2 separate regions of the Homo sapiens genome follow, and region 1 is linked to region 2. Evidence: read pairs that join two places in POLR2A ChIA-PET (ENCODE). Cell type or tissue: CD4-positive, alpha-beta T cell. All regions are shown on one strand. Links, peaks and the distances in the headings refer to the core of each region. The heading gives the core; the rest is flanking DNA. Region 1 overlaps DNM2 (dynamin 2). Region 2 overlaps DNM2 (dynamin 2).

Region 1 (9,958 bases), core at 3,630-7,629, 55 kb after region 2:
ACCTCGGTCCCTGCCTCATCCTTCCAACAATAGCCATTGGTCACCCAGCAAGGACGCCCAAGCCTTACAGTGCTCGGCCCACACAGTGTCCGCAGGTAGGTGCCACTGCATCCCTGTGGTCACCCCAAAGGGCAGGGAGGGGAGAAACCCCTCACGAGGCTGCAGACCTGGGGCTCCCCTGGCCCTCACCCACCCGCCTTGTCCAGCCGCGAGTCCTGCTGGTTTCACCTCCACATCAGGCCTGATTCTGCTCAATTCCCTCCACGTCCAAGGCTGTCAGCGTGTCCCACTGTCACCTGCCTACACCAGTGCAGTCGTGCCCTTGGTCCCCACAATCTGCCTCCCACAAAGCAGCCACAAGGTGCCTGTGCACACCATGTCACTGTAAACCCCTTTGTTATGGGCCCTCCTTGGGCTCCCGCTTCACTTGGAATAAAAGCCAGACTTTTCCCTGCAGCCCCCCAAGCCCTGCACGACCTGTCCTGTCACCTTCCTGTCCTCACCTCCCCCTACTCTCTGTCTTGCTGGCTTTACTCCAGCCACATATGCCTCCTCCATGTTCCCGAAACACACCAGACACTGTCCTGCCCCAGGGCCTTTGCCCAGGCTGTTCCCTCAGCCTGGAACCTTCTTCCTGCAGCATTAACAGAGCAGGCGGGCAGCTCCCAGCAAACTGCACCCTCCCTCCCCCCGCCATAGGAAGCTGCTCCCCTTCTTTCACACATCAACCCGCTCAATGCTCAGTGCCACTCACAACTGGCATCTTCCGGGTTCCTGATGTGTTCACCCAGCTGCAGTCTGTCCCTGCCCCCACCTCAACATCCTATTAGAGTGGCAGCCTCATGGGCGCAGGGTCCCGTATCGGCCCCTTCTCTGCTCTCTCCCCAGTACCCAACACACACCCAGGCAGGAGGCAGATGACCAATGCTTGCAGAACAATGGGCCAAATCTGCCATTTTACAGATGAGGAGACTTCTCACTTCCACAATCCACTCCTGGCCTCACTCCTCCCCAACATTCCCAGCCCAGCAGCCCCTCCCTGATCAGGAATCCTGCAGCTCCCGGCTCGAGGCCCGCCCTTGGCACTCAAGCCGTGGCATCACCTGCTCCCTGGTCTCATCCAAGGGACACAACAGGCTGGGAGCAAAAGCAGGAGGTGACCTGTGGCAATTCGTGATCGTGGCTCTGGGACTCTCCAGGCCCTGGCTGGAATCCAGTATTTCCTTTCTGGACAAGATGGGCAGGTCAGGTAACCTCTTTGTGCCTCAGTTTCCCAATCTGTTATGTGGGAATGATGCCACCTGCCTCAGAGAGGAGGTGGAAGGGTTTGTGAAACTCTTACCATGATACCCAAAAGAGAACATTCGCCCCATCGAATCAAAGTAAAACTCAGGCTGAGCACAGTGGTTCGTGCCTATAATCCCAGCACCTTGGCACGCAATCTCTTGAGCCCAGGAGTTTGAAACCAGCCTGGGCAACATGATGAGACCCTGTCTCTACTACTAAAAAAAAAAAAAAAATTGGTTGAGTGCGGTGGCTCATGCCTGTAATCTCAGCACTTTGCGGGGCCGAGGCGGGCAGATCACCCGAGGTCAGGAGTTTGAGACCAGCTTGGCCAACATGGAGAAACTCCGTCTCTACTAAAAATACAAAAATTAGCCAGGCGTGGTGGTGGGCACCTGTAATCCCAGCTACTCGAGAGGCTGAGGCAGGAAAACCGCTTGAACCCAGGAGGCAGAGGTCACAGTGAGCTGAGATTGTGAGATCATGCCATTGCACTCCAGCCTGGGCAACAGAGTGAGACTGTCTCAAAAAAAAAAAAAACAAAAAACAAAAAAAAAGCCGGCACGGTTGCTCACACCTGTAATCCCGGCACTTTGGGAGACCGAGGCAGGTAGATCACCTGAGGTTGGGAGTTCGAGACCAGCCTGACCAACAGGGAGAAACCCCGTCTCTACTAAAAATACAAAATTAGCCAGGTGTGGTGCATGCCTGTAATCTCAGCTACTCGGGAGGCTGAGGTGGGAGAATCGCTTGAACCTGGGAGGCAGAGGTTACAGTCAGCCAAGATCACACCATTACACTCCTGCCTGGGCAATAAGAGTGAAACTCCATCTCAAAAAAACAAAAAGGAAAACTCGATACAATGTAAGAACATGACCCTCCTCTGCTCATAACATTTGACGGTTTGACAGTTCCCAAGTGCCCCCCATGGCCCTGTCACCTCCGTGCCCTCCTCCCCCACCACCCCCTCACTCCCTGCCTCCAGCCACATTGGTGGTCAAGAAACAGCAAAAAGGCCGGGCGTGGTAGCTCACACCTGTAATGCCAGCACTTTGGAAGGCCGAGGTGGGTGGATCACCTGAGGTCCAGAGTTCGAGAGCAGCCTGGCCAACATGGTGAAACCTTGTCTCTACTAAAAATACAGAAAAATTAGTGGGGTGTGGTGGCGTGTGCCTGTACTCCTAGCTGCTCAGGAGGCTGAGGCACGAGAATCGCTTGAACCTGGGAGGCAGAGGTTGCAGTGAGCCAAGATCATGCCACTGCACTCCAGCATAGGTCAGAGTGAGACTCCGTCTCAAAAAATGAAATAAAAAGAAACAGCAAGGAGGCCAGACATTGCTGTCGCAGGGCCTTTGCACATGCTGGCCTCCTGCTTCGAAAGACCATCTCATCTCCTCCAAGTATTTCCACAATCCTGGCTATCTCCGGTTACCAGGGACTCAACTCAGATGTCACCTCCTCAGAGAGGTCTGTCCCCTACTGATGCCCACCTCCCCTTCATGTTGCCCTGTTTTCCTTCTAAACACAGCACTGCCCACTAGTTGGTACTTTTCTGGTTTATTTGCACCTCTTTTTTCAGAGACAGGATCTCACTCTGTCATCCAGGCTGGAGTGCAGTGATGCAATCATAGCTGACTGCAGCCTCAAACTCCTGGGCTGAAGCGATCCTCCTCCCTCAGCCTCCTGAGTAGCTCGGACTACAGGCACTTGCCACCACGCCCAGCTAACTTTTTTTATTTGTGTTTTTCTGTAGTGATATGCTGCCTAGGCGATCCTCCCACCTCAGCCTCCCAAAGCCCTGGGATTTCAAGCGTGCCCAGCCTAATTGCTCATTTATCTAACAGTCCCAACTAGAATATCAACACCTTGAGGGCAGGGGTCTTAAGCGCCCTTTCCCCAGCACCCAGAAACATATTAATGCAGTGGTTTGGCAAGGACAGCCGACTCCCTGAGGGCAGTACTTTGTGGAATGAAAACCGATAATGACCTAAATGTCCACTGGCAGGGAACTGGCTAAATCAATCTTGGGAGCTAGTCCGGGGAGCAATGCAGGCTGCAGTGCCGAAGGTCAAGTGCGATGCACGGACTGGATTATGCGTGGGGGATGATGTCCTCCACTTCGGGTTTTTTTTCCGCACATCCCCATTTCCTGTGTATGGACAGCAGGCTTGAGGTCATGTGAGGTGTGCAAATGAAAAACTTGCTGTTTTATAGTCTCCAACGTGATTTGAATGTCAGGCTTTTATAACTTTTTTATAACTGTGATTGCAGGCCAGTGTTGACCTTGTAACTTTCAGCAGTACTGAGAAACCCCAAAGAAACTGGCCGGCCCAGCAGCATTTTCAAGAGTGACGGGGAAACTGCTCAAATGTGGGGTCCTGGAGCTCACAACTCCGCCCTCCTAGGGGTGTCCTCGGTGTCATCCTAACTGCTCCCCACTGCAAGGGGTGGCCTGAGTACCCCAGCCAGCCTGGTGAGTGCCAGCTGTGGGACCTTGTTAGCAAAGTCTCTCCCATCTTGCAACAGGTGTCCTGCTCTGTAAAACGGTTGTGGTGAGGACTGGAGGAGACAGTTCCAGTTGCCAGGGCAAAGTGAACGCTCACTGTGTCTGCAGCCCTTACAGGGTGGTCAGCCATGTATGGATTTCCAGCTCTGTACCACCCTGAGGGCCCAAGTGAACTAGAGGCAGGCAGCCGGGCACCACCCACAGTCTGCATTCCACAGCCAGCCTCCTGGAGCCCCTTCCTTCCAGGGGAGTAGGTAGTGACCTCCAGGCAAACACGTTCTAGTTCCCTCCACCCCGAGACTCTCCCGGGGTGATGGGGAGCCAGCCCATAAGGAAATATCCAGGCAGACTCAGTCCACAATGTCACAAGTGACAGGAACAGCCCGGACCCGTTCTTGAGGTCTTTGTCCCACCCCCACAGCGTATCTCTCGGCAGATCCTGCCTTGGATATCCAGACCCATCCCCTCCTCCTCTGTTTCGCTCTAATGTCCTGAGGCCAAGTCTCCCATCTCAGGGCAAAGCCTCCCCCAGGCTCCCTGCCCCACAGGCTTGGAAAACTGCAAGTCAGATCACACTGTGTGCCTGATTTTTAAAGAATTTTTTTTTTTTTTAGATGGAGTCTGGCTCTGTCACCCCAGCCGAAGTGTAGTGGCAGGATCTTGGCTCATTGCAACCTCCGCCTCCTGGGCTCAAGTGATTTTCCTGCCTCAGCCTCCTAAGCAGCTGGGACTACGGGCGTATGCTACCACGTCTGGCTAATTTTTGTATTTTTTTTTTTTTTCTGGAAACAGTCTCGCTCTGCTGCCCTGGCTGGAGTGCAATGGCGTGATCTTGGCTCACTGCAACCTTGCCTCCCGAGTTCAAGCAATTCTGCTGCCTCAGCCTCCCAAGTAGCTGGGACTACAGGCGCACGCCACCACACACGGCTAATTTTTTTTTTTTTTTTTTTTTTTTTTTTGAGACAGAGTCTCGCTTTGTCACCCAGGCTGGAGTGCAGTGGCGCAATCTCGGCTCACTGCAAGCTCCGCCTCCCGGGTTCATGCCATCCTCCTGCCTCAGCCTCCTGAGTAGCTGGGACTACAAGCACCCGCCACCACACCCGGCTAATTTTTTGTATTTTTAGTAGAGACGGAGTTTTACCATATTAGCCAGGATGGTCTCGATCTCCTGACCTTGTGATCCACCTGCCTCCGCCTCCCAAAGTGCTGGGATTACAGGTGTGAGCCACCACACCCAGCCACACCTGGCTAATTTTTGTATTTTTAGTAGAGACGGGGTTTTGCAAGGCTGGTCTCGAACTCATGACCTCAGATGATCCGCCTGCCTCAGCCTCCCAAAGATCTGGGATTACAGGTGTGAGCCACCATGCCTGGCCGCATGATGTTTTTTCTCACCCGAGCACCTGTGCTTCCTTCCCACCCCTCAGGCCCCCAGCTAGAGCATCAGCTCCACAGGACAGGGATCTCGTCTGTCTTGTTCACTGCCCTGCCTCCAGCACACTATCTGGCACACAGCAGGTGTTCAGCAAATGCTAGCTGCACGGCAAAAGAAGCTGGCATCACGGCCGGGCGTGGTGGCTCACACCTGTAATCCTAGTATTTTGGGAGGCCATGGCAGGCGGAACACCTGAGCTCAGGAGTTCAAGACCAGCCTGGGCAACATGATGAAACCTCGCCTCTACAAAAAATTAGCCGGGCGTGGTGGCACACGCCTGTGGTCCCAGCTACTTGAGAGGCTGAGGTGGGAGGATCACTTGAGCCCAGGAGGTTGAGGCTGCAGTCAGCGGAGACTGAGCCACTGCACCACAACCTGCATGACAGAGGGAGACTCTGTCTCAAAAAAAAAAAAAAAAAAGAAAGAAAAACAAGCTAGCATCTCCAGGGCACTGCACAAAGCTCCAGGCACACAGGGCCTTCTTCCACCTTCACAGGGCTCTGGCCAACCCTGTTTTGCAGATGGGGAAACCAAGGATAGAGAGATTAAGTCATCCGGTCTATTGGCACACAGCTAAGAGCAGCCCTCCTGACCAATGAGGCACCAATCCAACCTGCGTCTAATCTCCATCTGCCAGGCACCATCCCGGTCACCACACAGCACTTCCAGGGGCACACAAGGAAAGGAAACCTTGGACTCCAGAGACAGGAAGGCCAGGCTCAGCTTCCTCATGGGGACAACTGAGCAAGATCATTGGGTGAAGACTCTGCAGCCTGGCAGCTCAGCCACAGCCTCACGGCAGGAACTGAATGAAGGCTGCCACTTCCCCAGCCCTCAGTTTCTCTATGAAATTGGGATAACAGCACCTACACTATGGGGTTGTCAGCAGGACAAACCCAGGGTCTAGCACGCATAAGGCCCTATTCCACAGGACTAGTTCACTAGTTCATGAGGGTGACGGGGGTGGGAGTGAAGGATGTCAATGCCTGGCACCACAACAGGCACAGACCCTTCTTCTTGGCACCCCAGCAAAGAGCCTTGGCACAGCCTTTCCTGGTGGGCCTGGCAACATCACTCTAAATCCACTTCTGATGCAACATGGCACTCCCTTGCAGGGTATCCACCCTGAGCATAGCAGACACACAAGCCTGCGGACCCCCAAGTCTCTGGCAGGAGGGGAAAAACTAGAAATAACCTAAAAATTCAAGGGGGAGAGTGATCAGTGTTAGTGGGAGTAGGCTCGACCCAGGAATACTTGCAGCTATAAAAAAGCACAGGACTCTCTCATGATGCTGCAATCAAGCAAAAACAAAGAAAGAAAAAAAGAAAGAAGGAAAAGAAAGAAGGGTAGAGGAAAAAGAAAAGAACAAGAACAAAAAGGAAGGAAGGAAGGAAAGAAGGGAGGGAGGGAAAGAGGAAGGTAAAGAGGAAGGTAAAGAGGAAGGGAGGGAGGAAGGAAAAAGCACAGAACAAAAGAAATATTGGCCAGGCGTGGTGGCTCACGCCTGTAATCCCAGCACTTTGGGAGGCAGAGGCGGGTGGATCACAAGGTCAGGAGATAGAGACCATCCTGGCTAACACGGTGAAACCCCGTCTCTACTAAAAATACAAAAAAAATTAGCCGGGCATGGTGGCGGACACCTGTACTCCCAGCTACTTGGGAGGCTGAGGCAGGAGAATGGCGTGAACCCGGGAGGCGGAGCTTGCAGTGAGCCAAGATCGCGCCACTGCACTCCAGCCTGGGCGACAGAGCAAGACTCTGTCTCAAAAAAAAAAAAAAAAGAAAGAAATATTGGCCAATTTGGGGCTGAGCACAGTGGCTCATGCCTGTAATCTCAGCACTTTGGGAGGCCAAGATGAGAGGATCACTTGAGCCCAAGAGTTCAAGGCCAGCCTGGTCAATATAGCAAGACCCTACCTCTAGAAAAAATACAAAAATTAGTCGGGTGTGGCACACGCCTGTGGTCCCAGCTACTCGGGAGGCAGAGGTGGGAGGATCATGTGAGCCCAGGAGACAGAAGCTACAGTGAGCTATGATCATGCCACCACGTTTCCAGCCTGGGAGACAGAGCAAGACCGTGTCTCCAAAAAGAAAAGAAAAAAGAAAGAAAGAAAGTTGGAGACTTCAATACCCCACTTTCAATCATGGATGGATATCAGCATTGGTATCAGGCAAGAAAAATAATAATAATGGATGGAACAACCAAATAAAAGATAACAAGGAAATAGAAAATACGAAACCAATAAGACCTGACAGATGTGTACAGAACACTCCACCCAAGAGTAAAATACACATTCTTATCATGTGCATATGGAACATTCTCCAGGACACACCGTATTCGAGGCCAAGCCATAAAACATGACTCAATAATTTTAAAGAGATTGAAATCATACAAAGTAGTTCCTCCAACCACAGTGAAATGAAGTTAGAAATGAACACAAGAAAGATGTTTTTCAGAAATTCTCAAATATATAGAAATGAACATACTGCTAAATAACCTATGTATCAAAGAAGAAATCATAAGAGAAATGAGAAGATATGCTGAGATAAATGAAAATGAAAACACAACATATCAAAACTTATGGATGCAGCTAAAGCAGGTTTACAGGGAAATTCATAGATGTAAGCAACTGTATTTAAAAAGAAGGAAGATTTTGGCCGGGCGCGGTGGCTTACGCCTGTAATCCCCACACTTTTAAGAGGCCGAGGTGGGTGGATCACCTGAGGTCAGGAGTTTGAGACCAGCCTCACCAACATGGTGAAACCCCGTCTCCACCAAAAATACAAAAATTAGCCAGGCATGGTGGTGGGTGCCTGTAGTCCCAGCTACTCAGGAGGCTGAGGCACGAGGATGGCGTGAACCTGGGAGGCGGAGCTTGCAGTGAGCCAAGATCGTGCCACTGCACTCCAGCCTGGGCGACAGAGCGAGACTCCGTCTCAAAAAAAAAAAACAAAAAAAAGAGAAAGATTTCAAATACTTTCAGATTTCAATAATCTTCCACTTCAAGAACCTCAGAAAAGGAGGGTAAACCAAATCCAAAGAGAAAAGAAGGAAATAATTAGAGAAGAAATAAAGAGACTAAAAAAATGGAGAGAGAAGTTAACACCACCACAATTTGCTCTTTGAATAGATCAACCAAACTGACAAACCTTTAGCTAGATTAACCAAGAGAAAAAGAGATAAGACTCAAATTACAAAAATCAGAAATAAAGAGGAGACATCACTACCAACCTTTCAGAAATAAAAAAGATGATAAGGGAATACTATTCTAACAAATTAAATACACCCTAGATGAAATGGACAAATTCCTAGAAAGACCCAAATTACTGAAACTGACTCAAGAAGACACAGAAAAACTCAATAGATGTACAAGAAATTTAATTAGTATTCAAAAAACGTCCCACAAAGAAAAGTCCAGGCCCAGGTGGCTTCATTGGTGAATTCTTTTTTTTTTTTTTTTTTTTTTTTTTGAGAGAGAGAGAGAGTCTTGCTCTGTTGCCCAGGCTAGAGTGCAGTGGAGTGATCTCGGCTCACTGCAACCTTGCCCCCCAGGTTCAAGAGATTCTCGTGCCTCAGCCACCCAGAGTAGCTGGAATTACAGGCATGTGCCACTACACCCAGCTAATTTTTGTATTTTTAGTAGAGAAGGGGTTTCACCATGTTGGGCAGGCTGGTCTCATCAATTCCTGCCCTCAAGTGATCTGCCCGCCTCAGCCTCCCAAATGCTGGGATTACAGGCGTGCGCCACTGCACCCAACCAGCATGGATGAATCTTGAAAACATGATGCTAAATAAACAAAGCCACACACAAAAGGCCATATACTGTAAGATTCCATTTATAGGAAATATCCAAAATTGGCAAATTCACAGACAGAAAGGACATTAGTGGCTTCCAGGTGCTGGGGGAGGGAGGAACTGCTTCATATGTATGGGTTTAGGGGAAATGAAAGTGCTACAAAATCAGATAGTGGTGCTGGTTACACAACTGTGAATATACTAAAATCCACTGAATAGTATATTTCAAAAGGATTAGGTATTATGGTATGTGAATTATATTTCAATAAAAATATTTCAGGAAAATAAAACAGTACAGGAGTTCCCCATGTCCCCATAGAAGAACAAGGGAACACGTCCTTCTTTTATTTATTTATTTATTTTTGAGACGGAGTCTCGCTCTGTCGCCCAGGCTGGAGTGCAGTGGCGTGATCTCGGCTCACTGCAAGCTCCTCCTCCAGGATTCAAGCCATTCTCCTGCCTCAGCCTCCTGAGTAGCTGGGACTACAGTACAGGCGCCCGCTACCACGCCCCGCTAATCTTTTGTATTTTTAGTAGAGACGGGGTTTCACCGTGTTAGCCAGGATGGTCTCAATCTCCTGACCTCGTGATCCGCCCACCTCGGCCTCCCAAAGTGCTGGGATTACAGGCGTGAGTCACTGAGCCCAGCCTTTTTTTTTTTTTTTTGCGATGGAGTTTTGCTCTTGTTGCCCAGGCTGGAGTGCAACGGTGCGATCTCAGCTCACAGCAACCTCTGCCTCCTGGGTTCAGGCACTTCTCCTGCCTTAGCCTCCCAAGTAGCTGGGATTACAGGCACCCACCACCACGCCCAGCTAACTAACTTTTTTTTGTATTTTTCATAGAGATGGGGTTTTGCCATGTTGGCCAGGATGGTCTTCAACTCCTGACCTCAAGTGATCCACCCGCCTCAACCTCCCAAAGTGCTGGGATCACAGG
Region 2 (9,958 bases), core at 4,731-8,730:
TAAAGTCCAAGTTGGCTGTAGGATAAGGGAGAAAGTAGGCTTCTGTTTCTAGATCAGGAAAGGCTGGAAAACTAAGAACAAAGGCAGAATTTTATCCAGTGATATTCCCAACATTCAGTAAGTTTATTATAGGGCTTCTTATCTGGGCTATTTATTTACTTATTTATTTTTGAGACAGAGTCTCACTCTGTCACCCAGGCTGGAGAGCCCTGGTGTGATCATGGCTCAGCACAGCCTTGACTTCCTGGGCTCAGGTCATTCTCCCACCTCAGCCTCCTAAGTAGCTGAGATTACGCACCACCACCATGCCCAGTTAATTTTTGTATTTTTTGTAGAGACAGGGTTTCACCATGTTTCCCAGGCTGGTCTCAAACTCCTGGGCTCCAGCAATCGACCCACCTTGGCCTCCTGCAAAGTATTGGGATTACAGGCATGAGCCACTGCGCCAGGCTTGGGCCCTGTTTATAATATACATTTGGAGGGCAATGGGAAGCCCAGAACATTCAAGCACAAGAAGGATTTTCATCAACAGCATCTGAAGGAGGTGGCACTGAGCTGAGCCAACCTCCACAGTGATGGCTGGGTGACAGTGAGGTTCCAGAGGTGCTATTTCCTAAGGGCCTCCTGGCTCCCATCCTTGCCAGGGCTCCCTCAAATAGCAGCCCACAAGGTGGCCCCTCTCCTGGGCCTGGATCTAATCAGAAGCATCCTGGTGTCTTGGGGGAAAATCCAAAATCCTCCCCTGGACCTGCAGGGCCCTCCTGGCGATGGGGCCTGGCCGCTGGCTCTCTTACCTCTACCTGCCTGGTCTGGTAGCCTTCCTTCCCTGGGTCCAATTCTCTGGGTCCCCCTGGCATCACCTGACTTCTTCAGGAAGATCTCTCCAGGCCACATTCCCAGCTCCCCTTTCCCATAGTCTATCCCCTACCCTCTCTTCCTACTCTCATCATCCTTGTGACAATTTGTTTAAGGACTCCACCTCCCCAGCCTGCAGGCTCTGAAACAGCAGGGGCTACAGCTGGTGCGGTCAAGGTCCTGGCCCAGAGGCCCAGCACTGGCCCTGGCTCTGAGAGAGCACCCCGTAGCTCTTCAGCGGGCCCCAGGGATGTCCCACCCAGGGCTGGGGCCACCCAGCCAGGGCGTACCCCGTTCACACACCAGGGCAAAGGCACACAGCAGGCAATACCCACCAGGTCACCAGCTGCTCAGTATAGTAACAGCTGGGGTAAGTGGGAAGGCCCAGGAATCCAGAGGAAAGAGTGGTCAAAGGAAAAACAGGAGAGATTGTGAGAAGGAACTGTGGATGAAGTGTGAGAAGCAGAGACATCAAGGTGAGGAAAACAGCAGCAAACCAAAGATGGGGACCAGCGCTGTGAGCCCACACACACCCGGCGGCCGGGAGCACAGGGCCGGGGGCTGCCACCCACAGGCAGGGGAGGCCCAGTCAGGGACTTCGGCTCATCTCTAGGAGGGGTTCTGATGAGGCCCTCATTCCTTCGTTTTCCTTCCTCCCTTCTCCTCACCTACCTGGTGCCCAGCACGGAACAGATCCTCAATCAGCTTTGTCAGGTGCACCGATAAATGTTGTATCTGGTGACTCCATAGCCTGAGATTTGGCTCTAGAGGCCCTCCCCTAGGAAGCCTGCCTGACCCCTCAAGGCAAGGCCCAGTGGCCGCCCTCTGGACACCCACAAGCCCTGCACGGCCCCGCCCAGCACTAAGCACACTACACCTTAACGCCCTGGGTCCCCATCGGTTCCCTGCATGTGGTCTTCCTCTGAGGGTGGGGAGCTGGGTGTGGGTTTGCCCACTGCTCTATCACAGGGCCCAGCGAGAGGGCATACCAGCGGCACCACCCGGCCTGCCTCAGGCAGGAAGGCCTGCGTGAGCCTCTCCAACAATCTGAGTGAGGCCTAAGCATGCCAAGGGGCTGAAGGAATCAGCGGGTGATGCCTGAGACCACGCACACTGAATCGACATCCTGCTGAAATCAGGGCTCCCCGATGTGGGCCCTCATCTGGGTGCCACGGAAGGTTCTGGTTTAAATCTACAGTGTATGCCTTGAAGCTAGGGAGACCCCAGGCAGCATTTCCCAAAGAGCAGCTTCCGGAGCCCTGAGCCCATGAGATGCTGTCCATGAAGTGGCAGAGTCTGGGAAAAGCTGCACACTGGTCGCTAAAGGCTCTGAGAAGTCCTGAAGGAGAGGGGGTGCAGCAGCTGGCTGGCTTCCCCCTCTCCCTGCAGATCTGAACATAGCACTGCCCTCTCCCTAAACTAACCATGGGGATGCCTCACAGAAGGCGTGTTGGTTGGGGACAGTGGACCACTATCAGCCCAGGAGAGCTTCCAGATATTCTCAGTTGGCTCTGCCTTCACCCCAGGACCCCCGACAGAGACTGTCTGACACCTGCCCTCTCAGAGAATCCCAACTCAGTCACCTCCTTGGATCTGAGAGTGAGGATTGGTGCCGCCCGACCAGCCAGTCTCTAAAAGTACCTACTTGGCAAACCCGATGAAGTCCTCATGGTTCGTGTTGATGTAGGACTGCTCAATGTCGATCAGCAGAAGAATCTGGGGGAGAGCGGGGGTCACTGTGAGTACAAGGCCAAGCCTGGCAAGGGGGGGCAGCGGCAAGAGCATTTCCTGGCCTTGCCAGCAGGGAAGGCGTGGGAACCAGGAGGCTTCCCAGACAGGAGAACAGGGGCTGGCGTCGCACTCCCCACACCCTCATAGGCAACAGAGCCTGGGACAACAGAGCACAGCCACGCAGCCCAATGTGCCAGTCACAGGCAGGGCCGCTGTCCCCAAGGTCTGGAGTCTTGATTGAGCCACTAATTGGCCGTGTGACCCTGGGCCTCACGTTACTGAGCTGTGGAATGGGGTGACAGGAGGCCCAACTGCCAAGGGTTTAATAATGTGCAGTTGTTTTTTTTGTTTTTTTTTTTTTTTTCTTCGAGACGGAGTCTTGCTCTGTCGCCCAGGCTGGAGTGCAGTGGGACAATCTTGGCTCACTGCAACCTCTGCCTCCTGGGTTCAAGCGATTCTCCTGCCTCAGCCTCCCAAATAGCTGGGATTACAGGTGCCTGCCACCACGCCCAGCTAATTTTTGTATTTTTAGTAGATACAGGGTTTCACTGAGTTGGTCAGGCTGGTCTCGAAATCCTGACCTCATGATCCGCCCGCCTCGGCCTCTCAAAGTGCTGGGATTACAAGCATGAGCCACTGCGCCTGGCTTTTTTTTTTTTTTTTTTTTGAGAAAAGAACTTACTGTCTCCCAGGCTGGAGTGCAGTAGAACAATCATAGCCTCAAACTCCTGGGCTCAAGCAACCCCCTGCCTCAGCGTCCCAAGATGCTGGGGTCGCAGGCATGTGCCACCACACCTGGCTGATTTTTCTTTTTTTGTAGAGGTGGGGTCTCACTATGTTGCCCAGACTGGTCCTGAACTCCTAGGCTCAAGTGATCCTCCTACCTTGGCCTCCCAAAGTGCTGGGATTACAGGTGTGAACCACTGCAAGCCACTGCCTTGTATTTTTTTCTTTTTCTTTTTTTTGGGAGACAGAGTCTCACTGTGTTACCCAGGCTGGCGTGCAATGGCGTAATCTCGGCTCACTGCAACCTCTGCCTCCTGGGTTCAAGCAATTCTCCTGCCTCAGTCTTCCGAGTAGCTGAGACCACAGGCGCACGCCACACCACCTGGCTAATTTTTTGTATTTTAGTAGAGACGGGTTTTCACCGTGTTGCCCAAGCTGGTCTCGAACTCCTGAGCTCAGGCAATCCACCTGCCTTGGCCTCCCAAAGTGCTAGGACTACAGGCGTGAGCCACCGTGTCCAGCCTGTAAAGTCTTTAGCGCCTGGCGTGTTCAAAGTGTTGCATTAAAACTGCGAAGCTAATTTGTCCAATTATGAACACTAAAATAAAACACACACGTGCACGTGCACGCGCGCACACACACACACGCTCAAGCTATCAAGCTAGAAAGGTCTCATGTGAGGAGCAGGGCTTATGAGTCCACTGCACTTGCTGAAACTCTCCCTCCCTCATCCTTCTTGTCTTTTGCCCAGGATGAAGTTGGTCTATGGGAACCATGGATCCAGGCAGCTCACTGGCTTGATTCCCATTTATAACAGGCCAGGCTGCTGGGGAGGAGGCGCTGGGATGCGCGTCACTGGACTCCCCTGGCCCTTGGCCAGTCACTTCCCCTCACTGCACCTCCAAGTTCCTGAGAATAAAGTAGGGCAAGGCACTCGGACCTGTCGCCTGCTGGAAAATGCCAGGGTGCTCCATCTGTGGGAGCGAGCGTGGCTGGTTTAGTAAGGCCTGAGTCTCCTCAACCCAGCGCTCTCAGATCCGGCCTGGCAGCATGGCAGGTGGGCACCAGGGGCTGTGGAAGGGCCGGCAGCATTCTTACCAACAGTAACAACAAAAAGAATCAGACTCTTCCAGACTTTTGATACAATTTCCAAGCTACAGCAGCTATGAGGCATAGGTGGACTGGTGCCCTGAGGGAGCAATTGGCCAAATCAAAACTGGGCGCCTCCCTGCAGGACAAATGAGCCCATTTCATCCCCATCAATGGCAAGGGGAGAGGGACCATTTTAAACAAAGTGACATAGCAAGCAAGGGCTTAATTAAGCTCTGGTTTCAACAAACAGTTGTAAAAAGAACACAGAGGACAACTGAGAGAAAGTGACTCAAAACAGATCTGGGAGCAGTGGCTCACACCTGTCATCCCAGCACTTTGGGAGGCTGAGGTGGGTGGATCATTTGAGCTAAGGAGTTCAAGACCAGCCTGGCCAACATGGCGAAACCTCATCTCTACTAAAAATACAAAAATTAGCCAGGCGTGGTAGCTCACGCCTATAGTCCCAGCTACTTGGGAGGCTGAGGCTGCGGCTGCAGGAGAGTATAAGGACGGCCCAGTGCTTCGTGGGTGACAGTCTCAGCTGAGGGGTAGGCAGCAACTTGGGGTGTGTGCTTGCATGCCTTTGCAAGAAAGCGTTAAATGTTAAAAAAAGAAAAAGCAGGCTGGGCGTGGTAGCTCACCCCTATAATCCCAGCACTTTGGGAGGCCAAGGCGGGCAGATCACCTGAGGTCAGGAGTTCAAGACCAGCCTGGCCAACATAGTGAAAATCTCTCTCTACTAAAAATACAAAAATTAGGTGGGTAAAGTGGCATGTGCCTGTAGTCCTGGCTACTTCGGAGGCTGAGGCATGAGAATCACTTGAACCTGGGAAGTGGAGGTGGCAGTGAGTCAAGATCGTGCCACTGCACCCCAGCCTGGGCGACAGAGCAAAACTCTGTCTCAAAAAAAAAAAAAAAAACAAAAAACCACAACACAAAAAGCACCCCAAACACCCTCCAGCAGGCAAGTGGAGGTCCTTGCTGTGCTCCATCCATTCCCTGGAAGATTGCTTAGTAATCAAGGCAGCAAACTACAGATACAACAAACAACACGCTTGGCTCCCAAATGCAGACGCCGAGGGGAGGGAGGGAGGGAAGAAGGGTGGCAGGAAGGGAGTCAAGAGTCAATGGGCCTTACGTTGTGGGAGTCCACTTGAAGGACTGTAGGATAGGGAGCGGGCTGGTGGTGGCCAGGGCCTGGGGATTTCCTTTGCTGCTTCTTTTTTAAGAGACGGGGTCTCGCTCTGTCTCCCAGGCTGGAGGGCGATGGCACGACCATAACTTACTGAAGCCTTGATCTTGTGGGCTCAAGGGATCCTCCCACCTCACCCTCCCAAGTAACTGGGACCACAGGCATGCGCCACCACGCCTGGCTAATTTTTTTATGTTTTCGTAGAGACAAGGTCTTGCTATGTTGCCCACGTTGGTCTCGAACTCCTGGGCTCAAGCAATCCTCCTGCCTGAGCCTCCCTAAGTGCTGGGATTACAGGCGTGAGTTACTACACCCAGCCTGGCCTGTGGGTTTTTGAGAGGTTGACTACAAAGGGGCATAGGGACAGGGATTTTAGGAGGTGACGGAACCGCTCTGTATCTTGATTGAGGTAAGGGTTACTTTGCCATATGCAGCTGTCAGCATGATAGGGACAGGGGTTTTAGGAGGTGACGGAACCGCTCTGTATCTTGATTGAGGTAAGGGTTACTTTGCCATATGCAGCTGTCAGCATGATAGGGACAGGGATTTTAGGAGGTGACGGAACCGCTCTGTATCTTGATTGAGGTAAGGGTTACTTTGCCATATGCAGCTGTCAGCATGCACAGAACAGTACACTTGACATTTACTGCATGTAAATTATACCCAATAAAGAAGACAAAAGGCCAGTACCTGGTCCTTCGTTCTCCCCTCCCGTTCCCGGATGTAAGTGGTGACGATTCGCTCTGTCTCCTCTCGCAACCGGGGGTAGGAACTGAGCTGGGGGAACAAGCAGAGTGGTCGCATTGGCGGGGTCCTCGTGGCACGGGAAGCAACATGAACCACACAGGTAGAAAATGCGGAGGGGGGTGGGGAATGAGATATGAGGGGGCCCACCGAGCCCACACCTTGCTCCTGGCCCCCAGTGAGTCCAGCTGGGAGCTAAGAGCAGAAGAGTGGGGGCACCGTGGACCGGAGACAGCAGGAGAGCAGAGCTGCTTTTCCAGCCAGTGACCGGGGGGCAGGAGGCAGGAGGCAACATGAAAGCAGAAAAGCAGGGGCATGTTTGCCATGCAGGGCTTCAGGGCACCCCCCTCTTGCCCAGCACTGGGTGAGAGCAGGAACCCTGAAGGGCCTCGCCAGCGTGAGTGAGTAGCGTCTGTTCTAGAATGGTAAGGCGGGTATCTGGGCCATCAGCCTCGATAGGAACTCCTTGCAGAGAACCACTCCTGATCACTGTATCTGTGGCACACACTCGCCAAATGCCCCCACCTCCCCAGGCTTCATCTGCAGCACCAACTTAACCAGACCTCATGCACAGGGGAGTCCCATCTTCTGCAGTGTGGGTCAAGTCCACGAGTCGGGGAAAATGGAATGGTTACTCTCAGGTGGCCTAGACTGTGAGAACATGCAGGGCTATACAGATGATGTGTTTCCTGTGTTTTGCTGTTTTGGTGCTGGCTGGGAAACCCCTTTCTCTAGGGGTTCCAGGAAAGGGCACTGCTTAGTAAATGCAATGCGTTTGGCAACAACAAAGGCTGACCGCCCCCACGGGCAGCCACAACCCACGTGTGATGCCACTCCCCCCATTCCATCTGCCAATGCAAGGTGGCGACATCTCTAAGTGACAACTGGTAGGCGGAAGGGGGTTCCTGCCGAGGCTGAATTTTCCAGATGCTCGGGTTGAGACTAACACATGGAGGGGGAGGACGGGGACAAATGCGGAGATGAGAACAAAACCTGTTACCTTCTCGGCACACTTTTTTATGACCGTGGCCAGCTCTGAGACCACGAGATCAACACACTTCAAACTCGGCTCTTTGAGTTTTACAATCTGTTTTTTCACAATGGCTTCAAAGGCCATGTCGGGGGTGAAGAGCCCCGTCCTGGGTCATGCGGAGGGCAGGATGAGGCAGAAAGACACCCAGGGACAGTGCAGGCCACACACGCAGGACAGGAGACAGAGAGAAGAGAAGAAACGAGAGTCATCTGATTAGTCCATGCATGGGGGAGCCTGCGCCCGCATTTGCCCCGGAAGCTGCTTCGGATCAAAGAGGTCTGGGGTTTGGGGGTGTGGGCTCGGTCTGGGGTGTAGTTACAGAAGGGCCACGGGGGGTTGTCATTGCACAGACAGACAGCCAAGGTGTGCGGAGTCCTCTAACATTCATGTCCATGACACCTGGCTCTAGGACGAGCGTTTTCCAACCTGTTTGGACTGTTTTCCCCCTCCCTTTTCTAATCGAAGAAGCTTAAGCAGCAAATGTGGGCTTTTCCAGACTAAGAACAGAGGGGCTCAAGCAGAAATTCCCTGGCAACCCGGAGCGCTGGGGACACTGTGGTCGCGCAAGCACAGACTGCCCACTGGGAGGCATTTCAGCTGCTTGGCCAAAGCGTGCTGCCCTGGGAACCAGGCCCGCGGCGTTGGCGCGGGTTGGGGGAGCCCGGCGCGTCCTGCTGAGTGGAGGCAGTGGCTCGTCGAGAGCGCATAGAGGCACTGTGACTAAGTGGATCCAAAAATGGGCTGCCCCTGGGGGACAGCGTGGGGTGCAGGGGGTGGGCAGGGGCACTTAGGACCCCAGCTGGCTCTCATGATGTCGCTGGCATTCAGGCCATTCCCGGAGCTGAGGGACAGAGAAGTCGGTGGCTCCAGGGAAGTCTGAGAATGCCGGGCATTGGTCAAGAAGGGGTGACAGCCAGGGAGCTTCAAGGAGCTCAGCCTCCAGCAGTTGACGCGGGGGGTCCCTCTCTGCTTCCCAGGAGGCAGCAAAGCAACAGCCCAGTGAAACCCCAATTTCATCAGACACATGCTAGGCTTGGTATCAGGGTCCCAGGGACAACTGTGCATCTGTCTGGCCAGTCCAGGAGGCCTGGCACTCCCCTGTGTGCCTGGGCCCAGGCCTACATGCTCCTGCCCCAGCCTCTGGGGAGAGGCCAAGTTCACGGACACAAAGCGATATGGGGAGAAAAGGCACCAGTGGGGGCCAATGAGGCGCTGGGAGCCTGATACCAAACCCCCGTACCCCCGTTTCCACAAGGTCAGGAGTCACCCTGCCGAGGGAGCAATACCTTACTGGTACACTGCCTAACTGTATTGATTAGCTCCTGGATAACCAGGTCGACACATTTCAGACAGGGCTCTTTCAGCTTGACGACCTGCTTTTTCACAATGGCCTCGAATGCCAAGTCCGGGGTGAAAAGCCCGGTCCTGAAACCGTCCAGACCCGGGGGCAGGGGAGATAAGTCAGAGAGAAACAAAGCATGGTCAGCAATTTCATTGGCCCTGGCCGGGTCCCCAACAAGGAATGAAGGTTGTGTCATGTGTGGGGTCGGATGCCTGAGTCCACTGCCCGGAAACCCTCAGGGTGACCCGAGGACCCCACGGCGATGGAAGGGCAGACACCTGGAGCAACTACCTTTGTTAGAATAAGGAGGGGACCCAAGAGGCTCACGAGGAAGCCATGATGGGGACTCATGCTGGCTTCCCAAAACCCTGATTCAGTGCCGCCCCGCCCCTCCCCAGGCAAATCTGCAGTGAGCATTCTTAGTTTAGCATGAGGTTCACACCAACCGACTGGGCAGGAACTAAGCCCTATTTGATCAGGAGCTGCAGACAGCCCTGAAGCCTGCAATGGACGCAGGACTAAGACACATCCACCCTCATGTGCCCTTGGAGACCCTCAGGGAGGGGCTCGCAGCTACAGAAAACCATCCAAGAGCCCTCTTAAGGCCTAACGATTAGGGACTCAGAGGTGTGGGTGACCCAATTAGCTGGGGGGTCGCACCACGGAGAGGAAGGAACAGTGGTGACTCTCCTCGTGGAACTTGCCTGACTCCATGGATGTTCTTAATGGCATAGCTGATCTCCCGTCGTAAGTCCTTCTCGTCAAACTCCATCTGAGAAGAGACAAACCAAGCACATGCATGGAGGCACCCGGGGCGCCCCCGTGGCAGGCGTGCATCTGGGGAACGTTCTCTCCCACGTGTGGCTATATTCACAAGGCAGAATATTTAACTCGTCAAAATTTTATTTAAAAAATTGAAAACTGGCCAGATACAGTGGCTCACACCTGTAATCTCAGCACTTTGGGAGGCCAAGGCAGGCAGATGGCTTGAGCCCAGGAGTTTGAGACCAGCCTGGGCAACATAGTGAGACCCCATCTCTACTAAAAATACAAAAATTGGCCAGGTGGGCTGGTGCACGCCTATAGTCCCAGCTACTCGGGAGGCTGAGGTGGGAGGATCATCCGAGCCCAGGAAGGTCGAAGCTGCAGTGAGCTGTGATTGCACCACTGCACTCCAGCCTGGGTGAAAGAGCAAGACCCTGTCTCAAAAAAAATAAAAATAAACAAACAAATTAATTAATTA

The links. ChIA-PET counts read pairs that join two places held together with the same protein. Peaks named below come from ENCODE experiments on the same cell type or tissue, not always from the same donor. Only the 100,000 strongest peaks of a DNase experiment are listed, where the experiment ranks them.
Region 1: POLR2A ChIA-PET joins it to region 2 with 6 read pairs; 8 of 35 experiments call an interaction of 5 or more read pairs at or near these places.

Annotation. Positions count from the first base shown.
Region 1 is chr19:10,738,601-10,748,558 of GRCh38, reverse strand. The region is part of intron 1 of DNM2 (dynamin 2); the gene reads right to left. Among named protein-coding and RNA genes, the nearest start is that of MIR638, 25 kb to the right of the region's middle. RefSeq lists a silencer at 9,549-9,618. In CD4-positive, alpha-beta T cell, for the core only: no CTCF peak of the experiment used is centred there; no DNase peak of the experiment used is centred there.
Region 2 is chr19:10,794,901-10,804,858 of GRCh38, reverse strand. It overlaps DNM2 (dynamin 2), which reads right to left. Exons shown (of 21, transcript NM_001005361.3): 9 at 9,420-9,487; 10 at 7,341-7,479; 11 at 6,287-6,373; 12 at 2,501-2,571. Among named protein-coding and RNA genes, the nearest start is that of MIR199A1, 18 kb to the left of the region's middle. In CD4-positive, alpha-beta T cell, for the core only: no CTCF peak of the experiment used is centred there; DNase peaks (open chromatin) are centred at 7,008, 7,638 and 7,977; H3K4me3 peaks cover 1,245 bases; H3K27ac peaks cover 2,441 bases.